Regions from separate parts of the Mus musculus genome. Here region 2 is linked to region 1. Evidence: chromatin loops called from intact Hi-C (ENCODE). Cell type or tissue: heart. All regions are shown on one strand.

What was found. A loop is a pair of places that touch in the nucleus more often than their neighbours do. Peaks named below come from ENCODE experiments on the same cell type or tissue, not always from the same donor. Only the 100,000 strongest peaks of a DNase experiment are listed, where the experiment ranks them.
Region 2: it touches region 1 in a loop (22-fold over the local background); 10 of 42 quality-filtered maps call a loop at or near these places.

Annotation. Positions count from the first base shown.
Region 1 is chr4:15,328,788-15,336,787 of GRCm38, forward strand. No RefSeq gene overlaps it. Among named protein-coding and RNA genes, the nearest start is that of Gm29829, 15 kb to the left of the region's middle. In heart, no CTCF peak of the experiment used is centred here; no DNase peak of the experiment used is centred here.
Region 2 is chr4:15,559,596-15,567,595 of GRCm38, forward strand. No RefSeq gene overlaps it. Among named protein-coding and RNA genes, the nearest start is that of Gm24317, 180 kb to the left of the region's middle. In heart, a CTCF peak has its summit at 3,457; no DNase peak of the experiment used is centred here.

The sequences.
Region 1 (8,000 bases):
CATTTTCTGTGAAGACTTTTTGTTTTGTTTTCAAAAAATATTTGCATGTATTTTTATGGGTAGTAAGTGAATATGTATGAGGTCAGTCAAATATTTCAGTTGTAGAGATACATTTTTATGAAACTTGACTCAATAATAACCTTTCTGAGTAATAGTTTTCTGTGTGCAAGTCTAGACCAGAAAGATCTTTATTCTAAATTCTAAAGTATTAGACTAATGTGAATTATCTGTATGTTAGTTAATTGTGGGTGAATATTACTACATCCACCTATGAATGTAGACAGAGAGGTCAGCTCATTAACCCTGAACCTTAGAGCTTCCTGGGGAAAGAAAATGAAGATTATTCAGTTTTCATTTCCAAGAGGTTTTTGAAAAAGCACAACAGAATTCTTGCCACGAAGCTGAATGGATTCTGGAAAATAAGAAACTTGGATTTCAGAAGTAATCGTCTCAGCTCACCTTTCCAAAGCTCAGGATTAAAAAGCTCTGATGAGCACCACTTTAAATAGGATTTGAGGAAATCCTGTCGGAAACTAGGGTCATCTTTCTGTAGATCTCTACGACTAGCGTGCATCTGGTTAGAGTAGGAATATTTTTTAATTGTGTACTTAGTGCTAATATTTAAGGGAATATCTACCTGAATTGAAAAAATTTAGAAAAATACTGTTTAGAAAAAGAGTTTGTAATTCAAAATTATCTGGAAATGAGTAAGAGTCTAAGACTTATACATAATCTCTTTTCCTAAAACGATTTTTTTTTGTTTTTTTGTTTTTTGAGACAGGGTTTCTCTGTGTAGCCCTGGCTGTCCTGGAACTCACTCTGTAGACCAGGCTGGCCTCGAACTCAGAAATCCGCCTGTCTCTGCCTCCCAAGTGCTGGGATTAAAGGTGTGTGCCACCACATCAGGCTCCTAAAAAGATTTTTATTACTTTTGTTTCAAATCCGATTTCTTGTTTTTAGAGCTCTTTACATAAATAAGTACCTTTCAAAATAAAATAAAAAAAATCCTGGTCAATCCCAGGCTTTTAAATATCCTAAGAAAATGTACTGAGTGCTCAGGATATGGGATGCCTTGCCCGTTAGTGCCAGGAGCCATGAGAACCAGGAAAGAACCCGGAGGCTCAGGATCTAGGATTTCTGACGTGTCAGCATCCAGAGATGGAACGCTGTGGGTGTTTAGGAGGAAGAGTCGGTTTTCTTTCGGGAGGTGGCCACTGAAGATATATCATGGGTGATTCTACACCCAGGCAAATAGGGGCACCACTAACTGGATTGAATGGGTTAGTGTGTGAGTGTGTGTGTGTGTGTGTGTGTGTGTGTGTGTGTGTGTGAGAGAGAGAGAGAGAGAGAGAGAGAGAGAGAGAGACTAATAATGGTGTTGGAAAGGGAATGTTGTTAGGGGAGGGAGGGATCCAGGGGGAGTTGAGAGCAAAATAGGAGTAGATATGGCCAAGATACATTGCAGTCAAGTGTGGCAGTCTGAATAAAAATGGGCCTCTATAGACTCATATACTTGAATGTTTAGTCACTAGGGAGTAAAATTGTTTGAAGGGATCAGAAGAGGTGTGGTCTTGTTGGAGGAAGTGTGTCACTGGGGGTGGAGGTGGGATTTAAGGGTTCAAAGGCTAAATTCCAGGTTTCGACTCTCCCTCTTTGCTTGTTGATCAGAATGCAAAACTCTCAACAACTGCACTAGAGTCTGCCTATGTGCTGCCATGTTCCCTGTCATGATGATAATGGATTAGGCCTCTGAAACTATAAGCTATCTCCAAGTAGAAGCTTTTCTAAGAGTTGCAATGGTCAAAGTGTCTCTTCACAGCAGTAAAACAATGTCTAAGTTGACTAAGGCAAATATGTAATTTTCAAAGACAAAAATGAGATGATAATTCCTCAACTCTATATGTGTAAACTTTTAATTAGTTCAATAAAGTCACACGTGCATGAAAATTAACTAATTGGAATCTAATTTATGTATAGGGCCGTACAAAAAATAAAGCATTTTCAAATATTTTCACATCTTCAATTGTTCTAGAAATAGTCTGCAAAGTGCTGAAGCAGAGAACAAAATTTAAGCAATCGGGTCACTGCATGAATGGTCTTCTAAAGGTCTATTAGTGGAGTTTATATTTTTATGGTTGTATGTATGTAGTGTAAACCTATGATTTGATAGTGGCTGTGTCATGCTGGTGTTGGGGTTAGAAGTTATCACTGGGAACCTGAAGTTTCTTTTCCTACAACCAAAGACAATGGTGTTTTTAGTTCATCTGTTCTTCATGAAATCAAAGACAAGGTCTAGAAGGTAAGACTTCATATCTTGAAATATTCACATGGTATTTCGAAGATTCTATATTTAAAAAATGCAAGGCTTTTCTGTCTGTCATTGTTGACCTATGAAGCAGATTTTGTCCCTAATCATGTGACTGATACCACACATCATTTGCGGTGATTGGAGATTGGAAATTGCTTCTCTAGTTCCCGATTCTTCCTAGAGAGTTGCATGTTTTGTGGCTACCCCAGTGTTGAGAAAGGAAGGACTAACTCCACCTGTCACGGTCCCAGGTACTCATTTCAGCCTGTGCTCAGACATTTAGCTCTGGGGTCTGTCTGTGCTCTTTACTTATCTATGAGCTAACAAAACCAGAGCTGCATCTATTTAGTTTACAATTATATTGCAATTGTCCAGTTTTATTAAACCCCTGGAGCTTAATAAATAACCTCAAAACATTTGCTTCATGCATTGGATTATGAAGAGCTAATACCGATTGCTAAGACTGATTCAATGTAATTCACTTCTAAAACCCAGAGACCTAAGCACCATCCCACCACGCTCAATTCCCTCATGCCGCAGACTTCATCTGCACCCTCTCCACGCTGTGCTGCTTCATGGGAAGATAAAGAGAGGCAGCTTTTTCAATAACAAAAATCCAAGCAGCAGGTGCTGTCCAGGAAATGAAAATTACATGGTCCCCAGGGGTTAGAGGTCGTGTTCACTTCATTCATTGTCAAATCATCACCATCATTTAGAATGCATACACAATTTTTTGGTGTTCAATAACTAGTGAACAAATGAAGTGCACAATAGGAGACAAGTTGATATCTTTTGATAAAGATGCTTTAATTTTGCAGCAGGCTTAGTGGGAAGGTTTTAACCTCCACAGTAGTCCATATCTTCAAGGTATCTCAGACTGCAGAGATAGCTCCATTATTCAAGTGTTTGCCATGAAAGACTTGAGTCTGATGGTCAGAGAACATATTTTTAAAAGGCCAGATATGGTAGTTCTGAACTTGTTGTCTTAGTGCTAGGGAAGTGCAGTTGGACAGATTCCAGGAGCTCCTTGTCCAGCCAGCCACCGTTCACAATTCTCCCTAGAGCTACGATTATTTGTATGTAGCACCTTGATGTGGGAGACAGCATTCAGGAGACCAGGGGAACTAGGAATCTGAGGGAATGGGAGGACTGTGATGGCAGAGAACAAGGAAAGAGGTGTGTGTGTGTGTGTGTGTGTGTGTGTGTGTGTGTGTGCGCCTACCTGCCTTCCTGCCTGTCTGCCTGCCTGCCTGCCTGCCTGTCTGTCTCTTTGCCTTCCTGCCTCTCTTTGAGTCTCAATGTCTTGAGATTTTATAATGTAGGGGAGGCAAACCATTACCTGTACTCTACCGGCTTAAAGTCTGAGCTGAGCATGAGTATTGAGTTGACACAGGTAATGGTAATTGAATGAGATGAAGAAATATGAATTTCACATGACATTGGACCTGTCATAAGGAAGGAGAAACATATTCTTGTGGTAGATTCAGCCAAGAGACGCAGTACAGAGAAGTAAATTGTGTGAGGAGGACTAGAGGATAGAGGGGTGTTTTAGGCAGGTTTGGCTGTATAGAACTCTCCATGCTGAAACCCTTAGACACAGAATGTTCCTATGTAAGTGGTCTGCGGAAGTTGTCCTTCACACTAGAGTGTGCTTTTCCTATTTTTAGGAAGAAAAGGCAAGGTTAAAATGTCCTGCTTTTATTGACTGGTTTTGAGATGCCTTTATGACAGTGTCCCCTGGGTCAAAGTGGTGTTTTCTATAACTTCAGTAGTGTCCTTCAAGTGTTGAATCAGAACATTGCACGGTGTTCTGGGGGCTCTTGACCAGCATTTCTTCTCAATGCAATTTAGCAAACAAAACAAAACAAAACAAAACAAACAAAACCTCCCAAACCCATGCCTTTTCTAGCTTTCAGGGTTCTCCAACCAGCACGCTAAGTTGTAAGGAACTAAAATTCCCATATGAATTTTGGGAAGCAGAGTGACTTTCTTCAGATTCAGTTAGGGCAGGTGTGATTTTTCAGTCCCTAATGAGATGTGGAAGCTACAAGGGCTGTGTCCTGGAGAAAAGTGTCTGACTGTTTCAAATGTGCCACCCTTGGTTCCCAAAATGGGTTGACTTAAAATCTCAACAAGTCAAGCAAGCTGCTTGCCAACTAACTGTTCTGAGCAAAAGCAATTCAGGTGAAATTCAGTTCAAATTCTAATGCTAATTAATGATCATGTAGTTTACCCAGGCCTAGCCTGCCATTGTTAGAAGTATCTCATGTGGTCAGTAATTACCCAAGGACCATAATGCCATGGCACACTGAGAGGGCAAATTTATATGGGCAGAGCCATACATAATCAACCTCTCAAGAGCATGAAGGAGGGCGGCTTTCACAGCAGTAGTAAAAGCAGACTCTTCTAAGAGGGAGGAAGGGTAGCCTCAGCTGATTCCTTTTAAATTACCTTAGTAAAATATAGTCAGTTGATCCAGAGAGACACTAAGTCCATTCCTACCTTATGGAGGAATCTGGATTTGAGAGAGTTAAGAAATGTGGTGAGAAAACATTGTGGCAAGGGCAGTAAACTTGCCGCTGACCTGGGTAGGAAGGACAAACAGCTTTGTGACTGACTCTACTGTCCTTTGTCCTGCTGGCACACAGCAGGGCGAGTGTTATCACATTTACGAGGATTTCACCTATGCTACTGATCCCAATGAATTATCCACAGTTTACTGGAGCACAGTGAATATTGAGGATATAAGGATATTGAAGATTTGTTACTTTTTTATTAAAATTGTATTAACTTATTTTGTATATGTGTATGTACATGCATGAGCACAAGCACACAGGCCAGAAGACAACTTTTGGAGTTGAGTTTCTTCTTCTACCATGTGGGACCTAGGAATTGAACACAGGTCAGCAGGCTTGTCAGCAAATGTCTCTTCCAGCTAAGCTATCTCTCTGGCCCAGATATGGATTTATGTAAGAGTATAGATGACCTGCAATGTCTAGGAAAAGGAGGAAGAGGAGGATCCCCACAGTGGCCAGACTTTGCCAGCAGCAATGAGAGAACACTTTTGCCAGTGAACGTGAAGCTATTAATTCAGTCAATTTAGTTTTGCCTCAGAGTTCTTTGTGACTCTCTCTATGTCAAATCCTAAAACTTCATCAGAGTAGATGTGTATGTCTTTGCTTTTCTCCTTGAGTTGGAAATCTGGAGAATGTATGAAACCCTGTTTTAAAAAAAGAAAAAACAAACAAAACACCTGGGAATGAGACTGAGGGGAGAGCTTCATCAACAAAGTGCTTGGCCATGAACATGAACTTGAGTTTAGCCAAGTATGCCTGAATTCCATTTCTTTCACGGGACGTGGAGGCCAGATAATCCCCGTACCTCGCTGGTCAGCCAACCTAGCCCACATGGTGAGTTTCAGGTCAGTGAGAGATTCTGTCTTAAAATAAAAGGTGGGCAGCACCTGTGGAACAATATCCAAGAATATATTCTGATATCCACTCAGACTCATCACACACACACACACACACACACACACACACACACAGACACACACACACACACACAGACACACACACACACACACACACACACACACACACACACACGGCATTAGAATGGAATTATGTGTACAGAGTTGCTGTAGTGAAAGCTTTTTTCCATGTTCAGGTCACAGGGGAACTGCCATGAGTACATATCTTTAAAGCTTTCAAGTAGTAATGGGGGAACCAAAGTTGGAACCTTTGGTATCAGCAGTCCAAGTGCTGACCCTACTGTTTGGTAAATCCACTCTCTAAAGATTCCTAGACTAAGTTCCTTCCTGACATTTGCATCAGTTCAGAGGCTTCTGTTCAGACATCCTTTCTCCTTTATTTAAACCTGTTTATATCTTACTGCTTCTTTCTTGAACTGTTTAGAACCTTCCAGGTTACCCACTGCATGGCTTCTCCTTACTTCCCTCACCTCACTCTGCCGTCTTCCAATATATTTTACCCAACCTCCCCACTTTTCATCAGTGCCTTTTTGGAGCTACCTCTCCACAATGTCATGGTAAGCACTGTTCTTAGTCATTATTAACAAGTAAAGGTGTTGTCGACCTTCTAAATGGTAGACCAGTAGTTCATTAGAAAATGCCCTATGCTAAGCCAAATGATGGAAGTAGGGCTAGCTGTGCTGAAGGCATCTCCCAGTGTGATAAACCAGCCCTCCCAGCAGCTGTGCAGTGAAGGAATTATAAATTCTTGCTGAAGTACATGAACAAAACATTCTGCTTTCTTCTTAGAACTACGTGTCTACAAAGCAGAAACCAGAAACAAAATGCTTTTAAGCGTTCTTCATTTCCTTTTAAGTTAGTGCTGCAGGAAGCTTTTGTAAACTACTAGAACACAAGTTTTAAAGCTTTCCCATGTGCCTGGGTTCCTTTACAGCAGAAAAATCCTCAAAACATTTTAGAGGAACAAAAGCAAATTGTCTGTAGAAATAAAAAAAAAAATTGAAAAAAAAAACCCTAAAGAAATCAGGTTTGAAGGGTAGGGTGAAGCTAACAGCGGAAGAAATAGGAAGATTGAAGTTGGAAAGCAGCACAAAAATAGATCTGAATGAGCAGAAAGCAGAAAGAAGTCAAGCATTAAAGCATTGTCTTGTTAGAGCTGGAAGGAAGGGTAAGTCTGGATATCATAGAGAAGAGAGGACAAGGAGGTGGCAGTCAGAGTGCCAGCAGGAAAGGCTATATGACCCTGTTAACAAAAGTGTTGAATTTTTGTTTCTTAGAAACATTTTAACTATAGGAAGCCATTCTTAAGGTTTGACTGGGATCATCTGGTAGCATCCTTTTACATTTCTGTTGAAAATTGGAGCCCACACTTGACTTATAACCCCTCATGAATCCTGGTACACTCAACAGTAAATGTGGGTCTGAATACTAACAGAAGACCAACACATGAAGCATTGTGGTGATTTAAGACCAGTGTTTGTGGTTATTTGGCTCAGCTCTCCTGTTGGGGTATAGTAGTAGCACCTAGACTAGACCAGTTCTCTGTTATCCTAAAGAGTTGTTTTGGTTTTGCAGCACTGGGAGTAGTGTAGCAGTGACACACATTTGTGAGGCAAGTGCTCAACTACAGAGCTAAAGGTTTGACCCTAGGCCATTCCTCATCAGGTCTCACCTCTAGCAAGATGCTTAGCATTTTTAGGCCCTGGTAGCATGTACCAATTGTGGCCTCTAATTATGGTGAAAAAAGAAAATATCACTCTCAGCCCTAAGCATCAGTTTAGGGGACTCTATCTATTTAGCTGGAATCAGTGATCTCAAAATTAAATATTTCTATAGCTGTGGTTTCAAAGCTAATGTCAAGGACAGAACCCTTATTTACATGTGGGTAAGAACGGCAATGACAGCTGTCTTCTTAGCCTTTATTACAGGCTTAGCTTCACATGTGTTCCTTCTTCTGATCCCTCATAAAGTAGTTATCCGTTGCTGCTGTGAGATTTATTTGGAGGTAAGACTTAAATGTGTCCAAAGGTGACTCAAGTTTGTCTCGGGTAATCCTGAAAATCAGATGCCTCCAAGCTCTTGACTTTAAAGGGCTATCTGCTCCTTTTCCCAAGTTACTTAATTCAGAGAAACTGAAATTTCTCATTGCTGACTACAGCATTAAACAGTAATAGCTATATAGAATACCCACCAAATTTA
Region 2 (8,000 bases), 230 kb after region 1:
TGGTCTACAGAGTGAGTTCCAGGACAGCCAGGGCTATATAGAGAAACCCTGTCTCGAAAAACCAAATAAATGGATAATAGATAGATAGATAGATAGATAGATAGATAGATAGATAGATAGATAGATAGATAGATAGCTGATGACACCAAATGTTATCACATGGAACAAAAAGATATTCATGGATCTAGAGAGATAGCTCAGTGGTTAAAAGCATTTGCTCTTACAGAAGACCCAGGTTAAGTTCCCAGAAACTACATGACAGCTCACAACCATTTAGAACTCCAATTCTGGAAAACTGGCTCTGTAGGTATCAGACATGAATATGATGCACATAAATAGATGCAGGCAAATTTTTATACACAAAATAAAAATAAGTAAATATTTATAAAAGCATTCATTATTGATATGAATAAAATATGGGCATAGTTGGGGTGATAGATGACTCAGTAGGTAAAATGGAGAAAAGATATACTGTGTCAAACAAGGAAGGGGGGTTAGAAGAGACAGTAGAATGTCATTTTCTCTCTCTCTCTCTCTCTTTCTCTCTCTCTCTCAGTCACACACACACTCACCAAGAAGAATAACATATCTATATAAAACTCCATACACAAATACATATAGCAGATTTATTCATATTTGTTGAATTACAAACAATCAAGAAGTTTTAAGTAGATGAATGACTAAAAAGCGATAAAGAATACAATGGATTATTTTTCAGTGTATAGGGAAACGAACCACTAAGCTATAGCAAATTTATAGTTCTAAATGCATATTGCTATGAAAAACATATGCTTGAAAAGATTGTGCTCTGAGTGTATTTCACATTTTCCAAATAGCAAAACTATAAGAACAAATAAAAAACAGTAGCTTAGGGCCCTGTTGGTAAAATGGATACTGTGTGAGCAGGAAGATCTAACCTGATATTCAGAACACGTGCTTTACAACAAAGAAAATCATGCCTTAATAGTCTTATGTAGCTGCAAACTCTGTTGTCCTGGATTTTGTTTGTTTGTTTTTGTCAACATTATACTAGTTGGAGCCATTTGAGAAGAAGGAACTTCAACTGAGAAAATGCCCCACCAGACTGACATGTAGACAAGTTTGTGAGAACATTTTCTTGATGGATCATTTATGTGGGAAGACCTAGTCCTTTGTGGGTGGTGCCATTCCTGGGCAGGTGGTCATGGGGTGAGCAAGCCATGAAGAGCAAGCAAGCTGTGGTGGCTTTGTCTTCAGTCCCTATAGGCATAATGGTTTTATACACTGTATATAAAGTTTACCCTTGGGTTATTCAAGTGCAGAGTTCTCTGCTCTCATATCTTGTTTCAATCTGGACAAAGCATTGTAATGCTTATACCAAGAATCTCCTATCTCATTTGTGTAAACAATTCTTACTATTCATTCTCTGCCTTGTCAATAATTGCTGATCACTCAAGGATTTAGGCAGGAAATAGGAGGCAGGACAACAAGAGCAGAGAAAGAAGACAGGAGAAGAGAAGATGCCATGAGGTAGGTGAATCATGAAAACATGGCCATAAGGGCTGGCCAATTGGAGAAAAACCCAGGGGGGGAATCATGACAAATTAGAACTTGGGATTATTGACAGGGAAGTAGTGTAGCAGCCAGCACCCAAGGGTTACTGAGTTCCCGAAAGGAAAGCTGGGAAAGATGGCGAGAGAAATAATGAGCCATGAGAATGTTCTCTGATCAAGGCTCAAATTTTAAGACTCTTGGATATATATGGGAAAACCCAAGGTCCTATCCCATTGTTTCGGCTGGGTTCTGTTGCTGTTTCAGCTGAACTGAGTTGCAAAGTAGGCTCTTCAGCAGCTCAGCGAGCGAGCGGGCAGTTCTCAGTTCTCTGGCAGGAAGACATAAATGTAGCAAAGCCAGATGCCTGGCTCCAGTGTCAGAAACGTGTTCAGCCAGCTCAAGGCTGGCGGTCGGAGGGCACGAAGTAGGCATAATAGCATACAGGGATGATATCTGCTGAGCTCTAGTGCTTTAAAGGCTTATCTTAAATATAAAGGTTTTGTATCTTTTATCTGGGAACTAAATGATCCAAGGCAGGGTAGAAACCCTCAATGGATATTAAATATTAGCTATGACAAGTCCCTAACTTCAAGAGTCCCTTCCTCTCTTGAGTTGCTGACCTGACTTCACTGCATGATGGACTACAAACTGTAAGAGAAAATAACCCCTTTCCTCGCAAGTGACCTTTGGGCATTGTGTTCTATCCCAGCAAGAGGAACCCTAACTATGAACTACCTATGAACTAGCAGTACTGCCTTTCCAAGCATGGCTAAGTTCACTGGTGCAATATTGGCAAGACTGCTGTGGGACTAACCAACAATTCTCTGCTTGGATTTGCGGACTGTTCCCCTCAAGGGACTTCAATGCCTAGTACTGAAAGCCCAGTCAAAAATCCATGGTTATGGATGTCTAGGGCCCTAGAAAGAAATTTATTACTGTTGCTTAGCTGAATTTATAGAACACTTTCTAAATATTATATTCAGCCACTAATGGTTTTTTTTTAAATTAGAATAGAGAAATGCTACATTCAGCCTTAAACATAGATGTTAGTAAATAAATAAATAAATAAATAAACAAACAAATATCAATGAGTGCAGAGATTTTTAGCTGTTAGCTGGCCTAGATACATAGAATAAATGATAATTGAGTACTACTGTATAAATAGAAGATCTATAACTGCCCTATAAGCTTCTGGGAACATTGAAGAAGTGAACGCCCCCCCCCCCCCCACACACACACACCGGCACTAGTGGTTGCCAGAGGATTGAGGATAAGGAAAAGAGAGGTGAAAGGAATGAAGGACAGGAGACTCTTAGAAAGGCTAAATGATAGCATCCTGTATAAAAATTGCAAATGGTGTGTCATTACATGTGTGTCATTACATAGGTATCAAAATCCATGTAAGTGTAAAACACAAGTGGTCAACAATCATGTAATCTGTGGGTAGCAATTTTAAAATATATCTATAATAATTCCTTCATTTTAACAAATATACTATGCTAGGGCAAGACATTGACTATGCAAGGGGATAGTGTACAGATGTAAAACATTGGTACTGTTATTAAAGATGCATTTATTTTTCTTACAAAGGGGAAGTACAAGTCTATGTTTATATTCATGTTGCAGTAGCTGTTACAATCATGGGGAAGAGCTCTGGAAACCCAGCGTAGGCTGGGCTCGAAATTCCTTCTCACTACAAACCTCTTAGTGCTTCATTTTTGAAAAGCATCTTTGTATTCCATCAAAAAGGAACTGATCCAGATATTTTCCATTCATTAAAGAGAATTACCAAAGATATTGCAGGAAGTGGGAGTGTGAGAATTCAGCAAACTTGTCTAAAGGGAAGCAATGCTCTGCATGTGCAGAGCATAGTTGTGAGACCCAAGCTGGCCAGGGGAGCTATGGTAAGAAGCTAAGCTCCCCCTGGGGGCAGGTAGGTGCAAGCGTTTCAGACACAGACTCCATTGTAGTGCCATCCGAGTGAAGGATTGTAGTTAAAAGACTAGACACAGACTAGGTTGCAGACCTTCAGCAGCAGGACGGTGCTTGCAATATGCTTCCCAGCCTCCCTTTATGGCTCTGCACTCTGTCTGCTATATGAGGTTGCTTGTGGTCAGCACACTCTCAGCTCATTGCTGTGCATCCTTGTGCACCCCAGTGATGCTCTAAAAGAACTTGATGGTTTCAGAAAACAATTGCAACACTGTCATCAGTTCTGAACCTGCTGAGCTTTTAAGATCCCAGACAAAAGAATGAATGAATCAGAAATGATGGATGCCTGTAAAGCTTCCTGGCTCAAGAGAAATCTAAGAAGCTGAGTTGATTGAACCTGAAGAAACAGGATGACTCAGGGCTCATTTTAGAATCCCAGAGTTAATGCATGTTCTGTATTTGGATCCATTTGGTGAGGGTGAAAAGATCAGAACAGGATGAAAAATGGACTTCTTTTTGTTCTGCAAAATGCGTGCTCCATGCAAGAACATGATGTTGCTTGACAGTCCATGCCCTTTCCATCTCAGTACTATGACTATTGTCCCACAGTACATCCCTTTTCACAAAGATTCTGCTAGATAGAGCTCAGGGTTTGAATAATAACATGCTTATCCCAAAAGATCCTCTTCTGCTAACATTCTTAAGCCTGCATGCTTCTGGTTTCTGGTGAATTTCAGTTTTGTATATTTGTTGTTAAAATGCTGCCAAGAATATTTTCTCTGCTAAAAAATATGTCCTCGTTATTTTATAAAAAGCAGGAAAACTTTATGACCCCCAAGTGATCTTCAGTTTCTGTTGTAGTTAACTATAACCATGTCTAACCATCTAAAAATATGCAAGTAAGGGGTGCGTACAGATTACGTTAAATGCATGTTTAACATACACTTGGCTCTGGGTTCAAATCCCAATGCCAAAAATAAAATAATAATGTTGACTTTTCTGTAAATCATTTTTCCTATTTTAGCATCATGGCACACTATTTGAAGTCATCTCATGGATTTTTTAAAAGCTTTATTATTAATAAAAATATTGCAAACATCATTCCAAGATTTTAGTAAAATGAATGCCTTCCCTCTTTCACCTGTAGATTACCTGATTCTGCTTCTCAGGCTCCTGAGTCCATGTAGACATCTATTCTATCCCAGACACAAATTCCTTACAGTCCTCTTCAAAGAGTACAAGATACCCTGCATGCCACTTCCTTTGTTCTTTAAATAGCCCTCTTTCTTGCTTATTGCCATGCATTCAAGAATCATGCCCCAGATTTTCCCTGGCTACCTCTTTCTCAAAATGTGGATTTTATTTCAGTTGTTTCCTCAATGGGCATTAGCTGTCTTGCTCTCTTCACTAACTGCATGTACCCTGCCTGCTTCCCAGCCCATCTCTAGGGTGAGGCCCACCCACAGACTTCTCAGAGCTGCTCAGGTATGCAGGAACTGAGCCCCCTACCCTGCAGACATTTGCAGTTACCAACAGATGTACACAACTCCTTCTGTCTTGCTCTTTTCACATTATCTGCCCCCTCCTATTCTCATCTTGATTTGCTCTAACCTAGTTTAAACGACCCACTTATTTCACATTGTAAATGAGAACATTGTTGTCTAGCAGTTAATAGTCCACTTGGCGCAAACCTGGCTTTATAAATGTTTGCAATATATGCTGGTGCTTTTGCATGGTGCCTAAGTCTTCCTTCTGAGGTTTCTGTACTACAACTTCTGAAGATATATACAGGGATCACATGTCATCTTTCTATGGCAGTTTTCATAGTGGAGCACATGACTCCTCATAAATCATAAAGTTTGATTTCTGAGTTTAAAAGTGAACTTTTATTTGATTCAGCCCAAGTTGTCATAGGTAGGGAAAGATTGTTACTCCCCTGAAAAATAATTGAAAATTGAGTATATATATATATATATATGTGTGTGTGTGTGTGTGTGTGTGTGTGTGTGTGTGTGTGTAATCATTCATTATTCTTTGGGCCCTTTAAGTAAGTATACATTTGATGCAATTCAATTTTTTTGACTAACCAATGTATTATGTTTTTATATCAAATCCTAGGATAAGACAATTCTAATTTAAATAGTTCAACACAAAATGAAATCTTAACTTATATTCAAAATGCCTTAAGTATTGGGACAAGTATGGAAATTCCTTAAGTTTTGCAAATATACCTTTTGTGGATGAAGACATGAAGATTGTCTAGTAAACAAAGGACTTCATATTTACTCTTAGCAAAAGAATTCGTTAGAGCTGAGGCTATAGTTCAGATACTGAGTGCATTTGCTTGCAATTCATGAGGCCCTCATTCAATCCCCAGTTCTGACATAAAATGAAAATAGAATTTAATGTTAAAGCCATCACTCATTAAAGTTATTAAAGTATGTAACAATATGAAACTGTTCTAAGTAACCTATATGATAGTTGCTGCCTGTGAGCTTAAATGTGATTTTTATTAAAGAGTTCAGGTGTCAGGCTACCTGTTATAGGCTCTCCTTGCTTTCTTCCCCCATTCTCAGGTGACTAAGCTGACACTGGTAGAACATTCCCCCAGTCATCACACTTATTAGGATCCCAAAATAATGTCTACCAGCCACCACACAGCCACCACACACTTCTGAGAACTATAGAGAGTATCAGAAACCAAGGAACAATATACCAACCTAGCAAAGAAAAGACCAGATATTAGCACCTAGAATTACAATTGTCCCAAACACAGATGCCTTGATGTCAGCAACAAAAACATAAAACCACAAACAATAAAGAGCAAGATACTATATCTCTGTTAGAGCCCTGCAACTGTACCACAGAAAGCACTGAGTTTTGCAATGTAGCTGAAGCACAATAAAAAAAAACCTTAAAAGAGCCTTTATGTATATGATAGAAGTATTTTAAAAAGGAATATCTTAAAGAAATCTGTGAAAGCACAAAATGATGGTATAGAGAAAAATGAATAAAGTAGTTGAAGTCGCAAAAGTAAAAATAGATTCAATCAGGAAAACCCAAACTGAGAGAAGTGTGAAAAAAGAAAAATTTAAGAATTCAAAGGGGACTCATATAGGCAAGCCTGACCATTAGACTACCAAAGATGAGAATCTCAAGCACCAAAGACATGATAGAAGACATGTATACCTTAGTCAAAGAGAATGCTAACTCTAAAACAAAACAAAACAAAACAAAACAAAACAAAACAAAACAAAACAAAACAAAACCCTCCTGGAATAAAACATGCACAATATCTGGAACACTGTGAAAATAACAAGTCTAAGACTAATTAACAAAGGAGAAGAACTTTAAGTCAAATGCATAGAAAAAATTTTCAACAAAATAGCAGAAGAAAATTACCCTAAACTAAAACAGATTCCCAAATAGAACCAGTAACAGACCTCCCATTGGTACATAATAATCAAAACATTAAATGGAGACAACAAAGAAAGAATATTAAAAGATTTGTCTTAGTTAGGGTTCCCATTACTGTGAAGAGAAACTATAATCAAGGCAATTCATACAAAGGAGAACATTTTATTGGGGCTGGCTAACAATTACAGTGGTTTAGTCCATTATCATGGTGGGAAGCATGTCAGCCTCCAGGCAGACATGGAGCTGAAGAAGGGCCAATAAGAGTTCTACATTTTGATTCAAAGGTAGAAGCAGACTGTCATGCTGAATGTAGCATAAGCATATATAACCTCAAAGTCCAACCTTCACAGTGACACATTTCCACTAACAAGGCCACATCTCCTTCAATAAAGCTCTACCTCCTGGGTTTGGTGGTTAGATATGGGGTGGATCCCCAGGTGGGGCAGTCTCTGAATGTTCCTTCCTTTAGTCTCAGCTCAAAACTTTGTCTCTGTAACTCCTTCCATGAAGGCTATACCTCCTAGTAGTGCCACTACCTATGGCCAAGCACTCAAACATGTGAATCTATGGGAGCCATACCTATTCAATTTACCAGAAGCAATAAGGGGAACAAAACCAAGAAACAAACACAGTGTTACAATTGACTTCTTGATTCTAAAAACCAGCAAAATGCCCAAGCACAATACATGAAGAAAATATGATATTCCATTAAAAATATGTAAGAAATATCTATGTAAAACTTCAGTCCTACAAAAGGTTCCAGAAGGAAAATTCCAACCTACAAAGGTTAACTATACCAAAGAAAACATAGGAGTTAATAATCACAGACAAGCAAAGGAGAGGCAGTACACACACACACACACACACACACACACACACACACACAGAGAGAGAGAGAGAGAGAGAGAGAGAGAGAGAGGAACCAGCAAAGTAGCAAGAATTAATACACACTGCTCATTGATATTTATCAACATAAAAGTTATCAAGTACCCAATAAAAACATGCAAAAAAAACCCCAAGAAACACATTCTAATATCAAGGATAGACATCAGCGTAAAGGGATAGGAAAAAAAAAACATTCCAAGAAAATGAACCTAAAAAGAAAACTGCTATGGCCA